2 separate regions of the Homo sapiens genome follow, and region 2 is linked to region 1. A link is a loop called in an ENCODE intact Hi-C map of the cell type or tissue named here. Cell type or tissue: endothelial cell of umbilical vein. All regions are shown on one strand.

Region 1 (8,000 bases):
TTCTTTTTTTCTATACATTTTAAACTATATTTTTTGCTTGATGAAAGCCAGAAGCATATGTAAATGCATCTGATTTTTTTTTACCATTATGTTTGAGTTTTTCTCTTTCGTGAAAATAAATTGAGGATCTAGGTTCACCTGAAAATGTATGAGCTGAAACCTATAATCAAATCAATACATAAATAATAATACAATACAATTATAGCTTGAATTCTTTGTTGCTGGCCTTAGCCCTATTTGGTCTTTAGCTTAAAAGAGACTATATTTTGAAATGGAAAAGAGAGATCAGTTCAAAATAGCCAAATGTAAGAATTATTCATTAGAACATCGAGAAACATGACTTTGTATCCTGAATCCACCCACTACTGTTTCCATTTGTAAATTTCATTATTCTGTTAAAAAAGATAAGTGATATAATGCATGTATATTTGAAGTAGTACTTTGAACTCCCCAGAACTTAATAATTCAAAGTATTACAGTAAATTCTCATTTATTCTGAATCCAAACTACCAGAAAGCTGAAATAATGAGAATTTTTTGTACAATTTATAAAATGGTAATGTCCCTGGAGCATTACAAGATTCTAAATTCCTTTGAACAGTCACAGAAAGATTAAATTTTGTTCAGCATAATTTTCTGGTAAGAATGTTTGATAGAGTTCTAATTCTTTGAAGATAGTAATTAATCCATGTGTAGCCTATGGTAATTCTTTTTTAACTTCAATATAAAAATAGTATCTTTGCATTTCCAGAAAACCTTGGTCTTGTATTTCTAGCTGATAAGACCCTAAAATGTATGGCACATCATAAACCTTACAAAGGTTGAGAACAGATCACATATGTCCTACCTTACCATATTTTAGTTTATTTTTATGTTTTTTAGAGATAGGGTCATGCTCTGTTGCCCAGGCTGAAGCGCAGTGGCATGATAGCTCACTGCAGCCGCGACTGCCCGGGATCAAAGGATCCTCCTACCTCAGCTTCCCAAGTAGCTGAGATTAGAGATGAGTGCCACCAAGCCAGGCTATTTTTTTTTTTTCTGCTATGTGGCCAAGTCCGGTCTTAAACTCCTAGACTTAAGCGATCCTCCTGGCATGGTCTCCCAAAGGTCTGCGATTACGGGTGTGAGCAACGGCAGCAGGCAGGCAGGTGGTACCTAACTATAAGTGATTCAATGTGGTTGCAAGTAAAAGAAACCCACTCAAACTGGCTAAAGGAAAAGATAATATTTAGTAACGTGACACTGGGCTCTTTTATAGAACTCAAGCCCATCTTCAGGCATAAACTAGAACCAAAGAATGGAGATCTGGGAAACCCTAGAAATTTGTGCTTTTCTGTCTGTCTCTCATCTTTTCCCCTCTTCGTGTATCTGCTTTATTCTCTTCACAGTCTTCAAACCAACTTCCCCTCTTGTTCTCTCCACTACGTGGGAAGTTGGACCCTTTATGTAATTTACATCATACACTATGGGGTCAGGCTTTAGATAGACATTAACACGCTTTTGACCCTACTTGAATTGTAAGGGGAGAGTAAGATAGGCCCTGCTGGGGTCAAAATCCACACCCCATACCGCTACCCATTAACCCTTCTATCCCTCAATACACTGATCCAGGGAGGAGAGGAAGGATGATAGCCTAGGTAAAACAATAACCTAGGCTATCCTCCAATATCCTTCATGGATAGAGGGAGAAAGAGCAGTTATCAGAGAAAAGGAATCAGTGTGAGCTGAGAATCTACCAACAGTTCTCACACTTGTTTTTCTCGGAATCCCTTTATAGTCTTAAAAATTACTGAGGACCCTGAAAAGCATGGGGTTATAGTTACCAACATTTACCATATTAGAAATTAAAACTGAGAAATTTAAAACCATTTAATTTTAATCCATTAAAAATAATAAACCCATGATGTTAATACTGAGATAATTTTTTATTTTTTGAGATGGGGTCTCGCTCTGTCACCCAGTCTGGAGTGCAGTGGCGCGATCTCAGCTCATTGCAACACCAGGGTTCAAGCGATTCTCCTGCCTCAGCCTCCTGAGTAGCTGGGACTACAGGCACGCGCCACCATGTCTGGCTAATTTTTTGTATTTTTAGTAGAGACGGAGTTTCACCATGTTAGCCAGGATGGTCTTGACCTCCTGACCTCATGATCCGCCCACCTCGGCCTCCCAAATGCTGGGATTACAGGCGTGAGCCACTGCGCCTGGCTTGATATAAATTTTATTTAAAATAAATATATTTGGCTGGGTGTGATGGCTTATGCCTATAATCCCAGCACTTTGGGAGGCCGAGGTGGGTGGATCACCTAAGGTTAGGAGTTCGAGACCAACATGGCCAACATGGTGAAACCCTGTCTCTACTAAAAATACAAAAATTAGCAGGGTGTGGTGGTGCATGCCTGTAATCTCAGCTGCTTGGGAGGCTGAGGCAAGAGAATCACTTGAACCTAGGAGGCGGAGGTTGCAGTGAGCCTAGATCTTGCCACTGCACTCTAGAATGGGCAACAGAGCAAGACTCCGTTTCAGGAAAAAAATAAAAATAAAATATATATATATATATATATATATATATATATATATATATAATAAACATAAATATTTTCCAAAATAAAAAGAAATTAGTGAGAAAAGTAGCACTGTTTTACAGTTTTGCAAGTTTCTTTAATGAGTGGCTTGATAAGAAATAGCTGTACTCTCATATCTGCTTTTGCATTTACTCTGTTGTGATATGTTATTTTGGCTGAATATATTTAGAAAACTGGTTTTACACAGATATGCATTTGGGAAAGGGAGGAGTATTTTAGTAGCCTTTTCATATAATCATAGATATTCTTTTTTGTTACTATACCAAAGTCTGACAAATAATAGTTGTAATACAGAATCTGAGATCATATCAACTAACATTTTGTACTCTGTTACAGTAGTATCCATTGGTTTATCTTGCACTTTTATTCAGGCATGATCATGCACTGGCCATTTGGAAAATATTGGCTGACTGAGTTATAGAGATTTTCCAAATGTTGATACATTTTATTATGCGACGTAAAAAATCATATTTTCTAATATCACTATCAATTTATCAGAAGAGTTTTTAAGTATTAGGAAGCTGTCACATTCATGGTGACAGATACAAGTTTTCTAAAGTTCTAATTTTCACTTGAAAGAATACATTTTAGCATTGGCAACAAATACTGTCAATTTTATGTCTTATGACAGGCTGACTTCATTCATTTTTTAAAAAATGTCTGCCAAATATCCAAGTATAAATAGCCATAAGTTGTCTGTCAGTTGCACCTTCAAGTAAAAGTAAGTTTCTATTTTTTTTTTTAAAGGAGGTTAGTTGCGCTCACAACTCAGGCAACCACACAAGTGCTTCTCCTTGAAACAATTGTTCTTTGGTATGCAGAAGAAATACTTATGCATACTTCCTCTTTCACCACACAGAATATTAAAAACATGTAATCAAGGGTTACTGTTCAATAAAATTAATGATTTTTAACTGTTCCATCAAGGATATTAAATAAAACTGTCTTTTTCTTTCCCTTTGAGTGCACTTCAGTGAAGAATATGACTACTAATATAGCCTTGGCGTTTCTGCTAAGGCACCAAAAGTTTTATCCAATATAGCCTTTTTATCATCAGTGCAAATGTCAACATAATGAAGAATGCAAGTGACTTTTTTTTTTTTTTTGATACGGAGTCTCGCTCTGTCGCCCAGGTTGGGGTGCAGTGCCGCGATCTCCACTCACCGCAAGCTCCGCCTCCCGGGTTCACACCACTCTCCTGCCTCAGACTCCTGAGTAGCTGGGACTACAGGTGCCTGCCACCATGCCCGGATAATTTTTTGTATTTTTTAGTAGAGACGGGGTTTCAGCGTGTTAGCCAGGATGGTCTCGATCTCCTGACCTCGTGATCCACCCGCCTCGGCCTCCCAATCTTTTTAGTGCTTTTATAAAAATAGTTTTGCCCTCTCAGATCATCCAAAGGTGTCAGAGACACACCCCTTACCTGCCCCTACCACCAGAGATTTGTGGACCACGCTTTGATAACCACTGTTATATGCCAACCTGCTAAACATGGATTCACATTAACTGAAATCACTGAGCAATTTAGAGCAATTTATTATTTTGGTATATTATCTTCTTGACAAAAAAAGGAAATATACATCCATATTAAGTGGGAAAACATCACATTTTAAAAACGATAAATTATAACTTTTTAGTAATCAGTTCTAGGGGAGAATTAAAACACTCAGACTGGTAAAGTTGGTTAAAAAAAAAGCAAACAAACGAAAACAACCCTCAGAGCTGGTGGAGTTCAATGTTATACCCAGTGGAAGACTATTTAGAACAATAAATGCCGTGGTTTCTGTTTGATGGATTACTTTGCAGGAACTGAGAGGGCCATGCAATGAGCCATGTGGTATGGCAATTTTCCAAATCACATAAAATTAAAAATGCAAGGAAATCCTTAATGCTTAAGTTACCACAAACAGGTTTGTGAATTAAAACAATAACAATAAAAGCAATAACACAAAACTAAATTTTCAGAGGAGGCAGTTACCACATATAGTACTGATTTGTCATCACCAGTATAAACTTACTAACACTCAGAGATCCAGGGCTAAGGAAAGAGGAGTTTAATCCAAACTCAACCATTTACTAGCTGTGTAACCACGAGCAAGTGTCAGTATACCTGTTAGGTCTCAGTTTTCACATGTGTAAGATAGGAGTAACAGTCCATCCTCGTAGTATTGTTATATTACATGACCTGATGTATTTAAAGTGTTGAAAAGTACGTGGTACAGAGTAGACAGTAAAAATGTTCCTGTGAAAGTTTTAGGAGGTAGGTAGTAACACAATAGAGAAACCGCAAAGCTTATCTAACAAGATGGCCTTTACTGTACACCCTAAAGAAACCACTAAAACAACAGAGTTGGATCTTAAAAAGGCAATAAGGGTGATACATGAAATAATTTTAAAAGCCTAGTTAATCCAGAAAAAGGCAGAAAAAGAAGAACAATGAACTGATGGGACAAATAGAAAACAGCAAGATGATAGATTTAAACCTAATCACATCAATAATCACATTAAACATAAATGATCTAAACAGCTCAATTAAAAAGCAGAGACTGTCATATTAAAAAACAAGACCTTAGCTGTATAATGCCTACAAAAAACTTGCATTAAATACAAAGAACAAATGGGGTTAAATGTAAAAGGATGAAAAGAGATAACCATGGTATTACATGGAAAAGAAAGAAAAAGAAAGCTGGAGAGGCTATGTTAGTATCAGAGGAAGTAGTTCAGAGCAAAGAATAGTGCCAGGGAGAAAGAAGGTCATTTCATGATGATGAAGAGATTGGTCCATCAGGAGAACATAAAAATCCTAAATACTAATGAACTAGTAACAGATTTTCAAAAGACATTAAGTAAAAACAGATAGAACTGCAAGGAAAAATAAATCTATAATTCGAGGTGATTTTAATGCCTCTCTCTCAATAATAAACAGGTAGATAAAATTCAGTAGGTATATAGAAGACTTGAACAACACAATCTGTCAACTGAATTTAATTGATACTTAAAGAACACTCCACCTAATAACAGCAAATTAGACATTTTTTTCAAGTGCACATGAAATATTTACAAGGACAACCACGTTCTGGGCCATAAAACAGATCTGAATATTTTGAAAAGAATTCAAGCCACAGATAGTATGTTTTCTAACACAACAGTATTAAATTAGAAATCAATACCGGGAAGATCTTTAGAAAATCTACAAATATTTAGAAATTAAATAACACTCTTCTAAATAACTCATGATAAAAGAAGGGATGAAAGAAATTTTTCTTGATTTGCATTTCTCTGATGGCCAGTGATGATGAGCATTTTTCATGTGTCTTTTGGCTTCATAAATGTCTTCTTTTGAGAAGTGTCTGTTCATATGCTTTGCCCACTTTTTGATGGGGTTGTTTGTTTCTTGTAAATTTGTTTGAGTTCATTGTAGATTCTGGATATTAGCCCTTTGTCAGATGAGTAGATTGCAAAAATTTTCTCCCATTCTGTAGGTTGCCTGTTCACTCTGATGGTAGTTTCTTTTGCTGTGCAGAAGCTCTTTAGTTTAATTAGATCCCATTTGTCAATTTTGGCTTTTGTTGCCATTGCTTAACCCAAATGTCCAACAATGATAGACTGCATTAAGAAAATGTGGCACATATACACCATGGAATACTATGCAGCCATACAAAATGATGAGTTCATGTCCTTTGTAGGGACATGGATGAAGCTGGAAACCATCATTCTCAGCAAACTATCGCAAGGACAAAAAAACCAAACACCGCATGTTCTCACTCATAGGTGGGAATTGAACAATAAGAACACATGGACACAGGAAGGGGAACATCACACACTGGGGCCTGTTTTGGGGTGGGGTGAGCGGGGAGGGATAGCATTAGGAGATATACCTAATGTTAAATGACGAGTTAATGGGTGCAGCTCATCAACATGGCACATGTATACATATGTAACAAACCTGCACGTTGTGCACATGTACTCTAAAACTTAAAGTATAATGAAAAAAAAAAAGAAATTGGTTTTTTTTTTTTCACCATGGAGTGTCGCTCTGATGCCAGGCTGAAGTGCAGTGGCACAATCTCGGCTCACTGCCACCTCCGCCTCCTGGGTTCAAGTGATTCTCCTGCCTCAGCCTCCCAAGTAGCTAGGACTACAGGCTTGTGCCACCATGCCAAGCTAATTTTTGTATTTTTAGTAGAGACGGAGTTTCACCATGTTGGCCAGGATGGTCTCAATGTCTTGACCTCGTGATCTGCCCACCTAAGCCTCCTAAAGTGCTGGGATTGCCACCACGCCTGGCCGAAAGGAAAATTTAAAAGTGTTTTGAGGATACGTGCGGTGGCTCACGCCTGTAATCCCAGCACTTTAGGAGGCTGAGGTGAGTGGATCACTTGAGGTCAGGAGTTCAAGGCCAGCCTGGTCGACATGATGACTCCCCACCTCTACTAAAAATACAAAAATTAGCTGGGCGTGGTGGCATGTGCCTGTAATTCCAGCTACTCAGGAGGCCGAGGCAGGAGAATCGCTTGACCCTGGGAGGCAGAGGTTGCAGTGAGCCGAGATTGTGCCACTGCACTCCAGCCTGCGTGACAGAGTGAGATTCCATCTCAAAAAAACAAACAAAAAAACCCCAAAATGTGTTTTGAATGGAATAAAAATGAAAACACAGAGGAATAAAATTCGTAGGATGATGCTAAAGTTGAACACAGGAGAGAACTGATGCACTAAGTGCCTGTAGTAGGTAAGAAGAGCAGTCTCAAATCAGCTTCCATCTTAAAAAACTAGAAAACATAAAACAAATGAAATCCAATGTATACAGAAGAGAAAGCATAGAAAGCAAGTAGAAATCTGCGAACTTGAAAACAAAGAAATAAAGAAAGTTGATAAAATCAAAACTGATATTTTAGATCAATAAAATTAATAAACCTCTAGCCAGAATAGTCAGGAAAAAAATGAGAAGAAATTACCAATATAAGGATAGAGAGGTGACACTACAATAGTGTCTACAGATATTAAAAAGGTAATAAAGGAATATTACAAACAATGTTATGCTAGTAAATTTGAAAACCCAGAAGAGATGTATAAATTCCTTGGAAGATACAAACGGCTAAAGATTTCTCAAGAATAAATAGATAAACTAAATAGCTCTACACCTATTAAAGGAATTAAATTTTTTGTTTAAACTTTCAAAGAAAGAAAAATTCAGGCCCAGATGGCTTTACTAATGAATGCTATCAAACATTTAAAGAGAAAATAATACCAAGTTTAGGCAAGCTCTTCCAGGAAATTGAAGAGGATGAAATATTTTGCAACTCATTCTTTGAGGTCAGCATTAGCCTGATTCTGAAATCTGACAAAAACATACAAGAAAAGAAACTACAAACTCAAATCCCTCGTGAACATGTAAGCAAAAACGCTGAATAAAATTTTA
Region 2 (8,000 bases), 230 kb before region 1:
CTTAACTAAACAACTAGCAGTGAAAAACCATTGAAATGAAGTGAGTTACTAAAGATTCTGTGTCACCAGAATGCACACAGTCTCCTTGCATTAGGTTAAACCACTCACATGGCATTTCAGATGGGCCTTGTGGAGAGTGGATCATTTCCCTCAAACCTATAAATAACGTTTTTTGTTCTTCCCCAACCACCTCTTGTAGGATGAAGTCATTGCTGTTTCCGAAAAGGTGATTGTGAAGCTTGAAGACCTGGTCAAGTGGGTACATTCTGATTTCTCCAAGTGGAGATGTGGCTTCCACGCTGGACCAGTGAAAACTGAGGCCTTGGGAAGGAATGGACAGAAGGAAGCTCTGCTGAAGTACAGGCAGTCAACCCTAAACAGTGGACTCAACTTCAAAGACGTTCTCAAGGAGAAGGCAGACCTGGGTAAATATGACTTGTAATTTTAAATCTAATGTGTGGGCGTATATAGTAACTTTTCGGTTGAAGATTTTTCTGGAAACACTATCATTTATATATAAATGTATTTCAAATTTCTTTAACCTCAAAGGGTCCTAAGAATATGGATGGAGAGATGACTGGATGGGTAAGGGATGAGTGTTACCTGTTGGATCAAAGGACCTTTTATGTATGGACCCTTGTGCTGGGGTGATACAGTGGTTCTAAACAATTTTCAGTGTGATGTCAAGGCATACAATTTAATTAGAGCACCTAAAATTGAATTAATGAAGAGTTTAAATACTTGCTATAAGTATGTAGTATGACATCTATTAACACCATGTCCCAATTTCATGTTTTACATTGAGTGGAAAACAAACTGAGGAAAAGGGATGAGTTCCTCAATGTGGAGCAAGAGAACAATGTCAAGCCAGGGGATCCACTGGTTGGCAACCAATGGCATAGGTTTGCTTGATCTTTTAGTGTTCAGTGGTACCATCAACTATATATATATATATATATATATATATATATATATATATATATTTTTTTTTTTTTTTTTTTTTTTTTTTTTTTTTTTTGCTTCCCTCTTCCACTGTAAGTTTAAAGGAGAACTTGGGCTTTGGAGTAGTTGTGCTGATTGGTGTTTACATACTAACTCTGCTGCTTCTTAGCTGTATGGCCTTAGGCAAATAATTTAACTTCTAAGCCTCAGTTTCCCCATCTAAAAAATAGGGGAACTTTACAGGGTTATTGTGAGATGTGAGATAGAAGGGGTAGAGCACATTGACTGGCATAAAGGAGGGGCTTCATAATTAGTTCTATTGCTTTTTCTTAACACTTTCTTCTCCAGTGACATTTTGTGTCCTTTCATTGCTTTTTTTTTTTCTTCTGTTTGTATTCCCGTGTCATTCACTGATTTATTCTCCTAGCATTGCCCAAGACGAAAATTGTTGTCCTCTGATTTAGACTAGTTATTTCCTCTTTAGGCAAAGAGGAACTGCACTTTAACATATTAAGGCATCTTTTTCTTTCATTTGCGCACAATGCTGATTTTTGCAGTCCTATTTTACGCCTTAATGTGACAACTTCCTGGTTTTTTTTTTTTTAAACCCAGAACTTAACTATTACAACAAACCTAGGCAATTTATTTTAATTGGCATAAAGAGACTGAATAACACCAGTAACTGACTGTGGCTTTCATGTGACCCTGGTTTGTGATGAGCTGTGCTGTGTTTTGGGAATAGCATTAATATTTTCTTGCAGTTTGAGTTTAACTATCAACGGTTTCCTGGCATCTTTTGGTTGATGTCAGACAGTAACATTTTAGATATGGCAGCCTGATTGTCACCTGCACATTTAGAGACAATTATTAGACTAGTGGTTTTCCTTCTAAAGCCAAAGAGTTTTTTGATAATCTTCCTATATATACTGTTACACCCCCCAGTTTTGTGAACACACAATAACTAGTCTTATGACTTGCGGTAATGCTGAATAATACATCTGTTGTGTTACTTTCCTAATGTATGATCTAAGTTGTATTACCATTGTCTTATGTTTTCCTTAACATTAAAACCTTTCTTTTGTTTGTTTAATTTTGTGTGTGTGTGTTATGGAATATACTGTTACTAATAAAAAATTAAACAGGAAACCCACAGGGGACAAAAGGATGTGTAGATGGTTAAGCTTGATGTCACACATATAAACAAGAGTATTTATAGCAAGGTTTATGTTTAAAATTGTGTTTAAAATGGATAATTTATTAATGAACAGGAAAATAAGTCTAATTTCTTAATTCCACCCAAAGAAATAAAAGGTTGATCCTCTTGGATTCTAAAAAAAAAGAAGGTCCATATTCTACCTTTTTGCAGTTGATTCCAGAAGAAATTGGTTTATAGTGAATATTCACAGTACTTGCAGGTGGTTTGGCCTGGAAAATCTAGATGAGTGGTTTTTAAATTTAGTTGCTTATTAGACTCAAGAAAGAAATTTAAAAAACAATACTGATTACTGAGACCAGCTTTTCTAGATTCTTCATTCAGTAGGAGTAAGGAAAGGCCAATGAATGTGTATTGATAAAAAGGTTCCTGGCCGGGTGCGGTGGCTCACGCCTGTAATCCCAGCACTTTGGGAGGCCGAGGCAGGTGGATCACCTGAGGTCAGGAGTTCAAGACCAGCCTGGCCAACATGGTGAAACCCCATCTCTACTAAAAATAGAAAAATTAGTCACGTGTGGTGGCAGGGGCCTGTAATCTCAGCTACTTGGGAGGCTGAGGCAAGAGAATTGCTGGAACCTGGGAGGCAGAGGTTGCAGTGAGCCGAAATCATCACACCTTTGCACTCCAGCCTGGGCGACAACAGCGAGGCTCTGTCTCAAAAACAAAACAAAACAAAACAAAAAAGGCTTTTAGGTTGAGTCTGATTTTGTTTGTTTGTTTTGGTCTCATTTTGGAGACAGCTTTATGATTAGTGCTGAAGAAGGGAAAATGATCAACAGGAGAGTTGATTGGGAGGCTCTCTCCTGGGGCACAAGAAACACCATGTACTTAAAAAATTTTTAATGTAAAATACCCCTTTAAGGATAGAATTTAGGGCCTTGAAATTCTACTCAGTTGCTATGAACTGTGGGGAATTTGAGACAAATAGCTTTTGTAATTGGAATGCACACTGTGTTGTAATAATGTGGAAAGAGAAACAAAAACTTTCCTTAATGTAATGAGTTTCCATTATCTGCCTAATCTAAGGTTTGTAAGTCTACATTGTCAGGATTTATATTGAGGAGATAGGGGGTGTCATTTTCTGTACACATTCCTGTCCCCACAACTTTCTCTTCAGCCTCTTCTATAACATCAAAATATTTGTTGTCTGTACTTTTCTTTCTCCGCAGTGGTTTTCTTATCTCCTTTTCTGTTGGTCACACTGAAACCACCTCCAATACCACATTGTTAATGGAAATTCACACACTTATTAGGTTTTTCCTTCTGTAGAACCCTTCCAACTCCTCATTGTTCTTACCAAAGAAAGAAGATGAACTGTGAGATTATTTGAGGCCCCCCCCCTTTTTTTCTGGTGGAAGTAAGCAAAGAACGGAAAGATCTCACCTTTCTATGGATAAAGTAAAACTCCAACATGTTATCGTTTTTTAACTGAGTTATTTCATAATGTTGAAACATGAATAATAACAAAATAATTAGATTGGTTCTTAGAGAAGGGATTTTAAAATATAAAAGCTCATTAAAGCACTTTTCTTGCTTAGTGTTTAGGTAGAATAAGTTCGCTTTAATTCCAGTTTGTGTCACTTCCTGTCTCTCTCTGAATAGTAAAAAAAAAAAACAAGAATGTTCTCACAAATGTGTGTCTGCCAACAAATTAATACTCCACAAAGAGAAACTCTGCCCCACATGGCAGCTTCCAATAAATGCTCTGATTCAAATCACAACTCTTTCATTTTTTTTTTATCCCCTTCCCCCTTGAGGGAGCACATTTAGACAATATTTGAGGATGTCATCTTTCTGCTTTTTAAAACTCTCTAGAGTTTTCATTTAAGACTCTTAATGGTTGATGACTAAAACTACAGATCTGGATAGTGGAAAAACTAATAATCTTAAAAAACACTTCTGAAATGTGGTAAAGTGCATTCATTCTCTTCCCTCCTCTTTGTCCTTTTCAAAGAAAGAAAGTTCAATATGAAACCAATGCAAATTATGACTTTACTCAGTGAGATATTTTACCTTCTTTCAGACTGTTTCATACTGAAGTTTATAAAAAAAAAAGAAAAATAACTATGTTAAAATAGGAGGGTTAAGGAATGTATTATTCATAAGCATAATGAACACAAGAACCTGTTTTTCCAGAAGAATTGGGTTGATTAAATCATTCACCACACAAGCCTCTAGTTATTTATTTTTGTCTTTAGAATTACAGTACTTAGCTTTTATAATAAAGTGGACTTGATACCCATATTTGGTATGGCAGTTGAAAGTAGTCAAATGAAGAATTATTTCATTTTACAAAATTTTTAGTAAGTAAGGAATATAAACACTATCAGTTAAACATAGCAAACTTGCATTTTTTTATTCCTTGGGCTATAGTTTGAAAAAAAAATCAAATTATTTTATGTAACACTGATTCTTACAGAGTTCCTTTAAGCGAAGTATGAAAGCTGCAGTGTAAGCTTTATTGGCCTATAAATATGTCATTATAGTTGGACTACATTTATATGCTTTGGATTGTTGTTTAAGCCAAGAAAATATGTCTCTACAGGTTGACTTTTTATTGAAGCCCTTTGAGGCATACAACAGAATGTATTTTAGGCCAAGGTTATTAAAACAGCATTTTCATTTTTTTGCAGCAGACTCATTGTCAATTATGCTGCCACAAACTGTCTGTGGATGGGCAGTTATGAATGGTTTCATCTCCAAATGTGTCTTTAGAAAAAGAAAGAAAAGATAGAGGAGTCTGAGCTGAAACTGAGAAAAAAGACCCAAAGATTATGTGTGGGGGTCTGGCTGAATTTAATGATGGGGGTTCCCTCAGTTCAATTTCTGTTTCTAAATCTGTCCCATCAAATTGAGAAAGAGTAGCTTCCCCCTTTCTTCTGTTGCTGGGACTTTCACTGTACTTTTTGGGAGTCAACAGCATGGTGGGGTTAAAAGAGCAGAGGGTGGGCTGTCAGGAGAATCTTGGCTCTACATGTAGATCTGTCACCACTGGAAAAGTCACTGGAAGACACTGTATGATTTTTTACCTGAGTGCTCTCATGAATTTATTAGGATTTGAAGACATGCCTCTTATTGGAACAATCCTTCCTTCCTTTCTAGACTTAAATTTTATGTGTATATATTTTTTGTTTTTTATTTTTTTCAGTGAAGAGAAATAACTTTTATTAATGAGAGCAATGAATTCTTAATTCTCAGCCACAAAAAAAGATAAAATACAATGAGATTTTCAAATGTAAAATAAAATATCTGTACTCACTTCATTGCTGCAGAGATAAAGTGAAATATTATTATACAGCTCTAAGGTGACATGAAAAGAACACAACTGTTCAACCAAATGGCTCAAAGTAGGTTTAAATTTTATGTGTATATTAAAGAGTCTTTGGAAGGTATTTGTTGTTTATATTTTACTTTGGATTGCTGGTTTCACTCTGCCATTTTCCATAACACTGCAACTTGAGAAGTTTCTTAAATGATATATTGTTTATACATTCAGCTTTGTTTTGTCTAAAATGGGCAATAATATGTACCTGGCTGTTTCTCATTGGATTTTTGAGAAGACCACCTGAGAACAAATTAGTTAATATCTATGGAAACATTTGTGATACTGAAGTCTAAAGTGGTATTATTAGTACATTATTATTATCAGAAGCAGGTTCTGTATGATAGGGAGCCATGTGGTACAAGGTTAGCTTATTTGTCCCTTTTGAATTTCCCTAATCACACACACATTCTAGTAATTTAGAACAGGGTTTACTCTCATTACTGTCTCCCTCGATAGAAAACTATTATAAAAGTCCTTTAGGTTTTTGCTTGTTTATATGTATATATATAAATACATATTATATATGACTATTATTTTAATATATATTTATTTCAAATAATAAATGTATGTAATATATACCATATAACATAAACATTTTATATATTTATATATTAATATATATTTATATTTTATAAACTTTTATCCTCCTGAAAATTCTGTCAAAATAAACTGAGCCATAAGTGGCCAGTTGTATAGGATATCTCAAATACTCTTGGTTAAAAATTAGCTGTAGTTTTTGCTTGGAGATTCTGGAGGCCTCGTATTGCAAATGGTTGTTTCAGATCACTTTTGAGTTTGATATGTCAGGCAGCTTCCTGAGATGTGGACATGGGAAGGATTCTCACTTTTTGTTGAAGAAAACAATATAAATGTCTGTAAGAAGCATGCTAAATGCAGACATCTTGTCATAGAGACTTTTCACTGCTAATGAATTTACTAGGATTGGAAGACATCCTTCTTACTGGGACAATCCTTCCTTCCTTTCTAGATTTAAATTTTGTATGTATATTAAAGAGTCTTTTGAAGGTATTTGTTGCTTGGATTGCTGGCCTAAGTCTACTATTTTTCTTAACACTGCAACTTGAGAAGTTTCTTAAATAATATATTGTTGCACTATACTATTCATGAATATCATGAAGAATCATTACAGAGCAACCTTCTAACTAAAACGAATTTGGGCCAGGCGCAGTGGCTCACACCTGTAATCCCAAAACTTTGGGAGGCCAAGGCGGGTGGATCACAAGGTCAGGAGTTCAAGATCAGCCTGGACAACATAGTGAAGCCCCATCTCTACTAAAAATATAAAAATTATCCGGGCATGGTGGCATGCGCCTGTAGTCCGAGCTACTCAGGAGGCTGAGGCAGGAGAACTGCTTGAACCCAGGAGGAGGAGGTTGTAGTGAGCAGAGATCACATCACTGCACCCCAGCCTGGGCAACAGAGTGAGACTCTGTCTCAAAAAAAAATAATAATAATTTGGCCTTTATAGTATCCTTAAGTTCAACATGGAAACTAATTACATACGAGACTTATCAAAGACTTGTAAAGATACTTTCCAAAGGATTTTCTCTCTGACAATATTGTTGTGTTAACCATGCATTCGTTAAAGAATTTTATCATAGCCCAATTAACATTGGAGGAGATACTCTCCAAGTACCCACATGACTCTTCAAGAGATTGCCTCATGCCGTTATAATGTGACAACCCAAAGGACTTTTGATGGAGTACAAGAATCTGCATCCAAGATATTCAGAGTTTTAGAACAGCTTATTACCAGTATATCTTCTCACTTACTTTCTTTTTTTTTTTTTTTTTTTTTTTTTGAGACAGGGTCTCACTGCATTGCCCAGGCTGGAGTGCAGTGGTGCGATCTTGGCTCACTGTAACGTCTGCTTCCTGGGTTCAAGCAATTCTCCTGCCTCAGCCTCCCAAGTAGCTGGGATTACAGGTGCCCGCCACCATGCCCAGCTAATTTTTGTATTTTTTCAGTAGAGACGGGGTTTCACGATGTTGGCCAGGCTGGTCACAGACTCCTAAACTCAAGTGATCACCCGCCTTGGCCTCCCAAAGTGCTGGGATTACAGGTGTGAGCCACTGTGTCCAACCCAGTATGTTTTCTAAGAAACTAGGAATACATATGGTTATAACACATAGGAATAAGATTATTCATTTCATTTGAAATTTAAATTTTGGCTTGACCATCTAATTAAATAGTTGAATATTGCCTTGTAATAGTGGTAGAATGAGTGAGTAAAAGTGGCTCAAATAAGTAATATTCATTTATGCTGTCTACACTCAGCCATCTTGGCTATTCCTGCTAGAAAAGAGGTCTTTGTGAAATCTGACCAAGTCTGAGCCAATCAACAGCTGGTCGTTGATAATGCTGCCCAGGTACTTGTACTGCCATCACTCATGAAGGCACAATCCAAGTTAAGACCCTTTCATTTGGAATTACTGTTGACCTGAGGATTTTCTAGTGTTTCCTGCAGCCACGAAAGCTTCTTAGAATTCCAGGTTCAT

Evidence for each region. Peaks named below come from ENCODE experiments on the same cell type or tissue, not always from the same donor. Only the 100,000 strongest peaks of a DNase experiment are listed, where the experiment ranks them.
Region 2: it touches region 1 in a loop (3-fold over the local background); 2 of 110 quality-filtered maps call a loop at or near these places.

The regions. Positions count from the first base shown.
Region 1 is chr10:62,167,567-62,175,566 of GRCh38, forward strand. No RefSeq gene overlaps it. Among named protein-coding and RNA genes, the nearest start is that of LINC02621, 88 kb to the right of the region's middle. In endothelial cell of umbilical vein, no CTCF peak of the experiment used is centred here; a DNase peak (open chromatin) is centred at 4,425.
Region 2 is chr10:61,939,984-61,947,983 of GRCh38, forward strand. ARID5B (AT-rich interaction domain 5B) reads left to right here. Exons shown (of 10, transcript NM_032199.3): 3 at 200-425. Among named protein-coding and RNA genes, the nearest start is that of ARID5B, 42 kb to the left of the region's middle. RefSeq lists an enhancer at 146-275. In endothelial cell of umbilical vein, no CTCF peak of the experiment used is centred here; DNase peaks (open chromatin) are centred at 3,338 and 3,798; H3K27ac peaks cover 1,507 bases.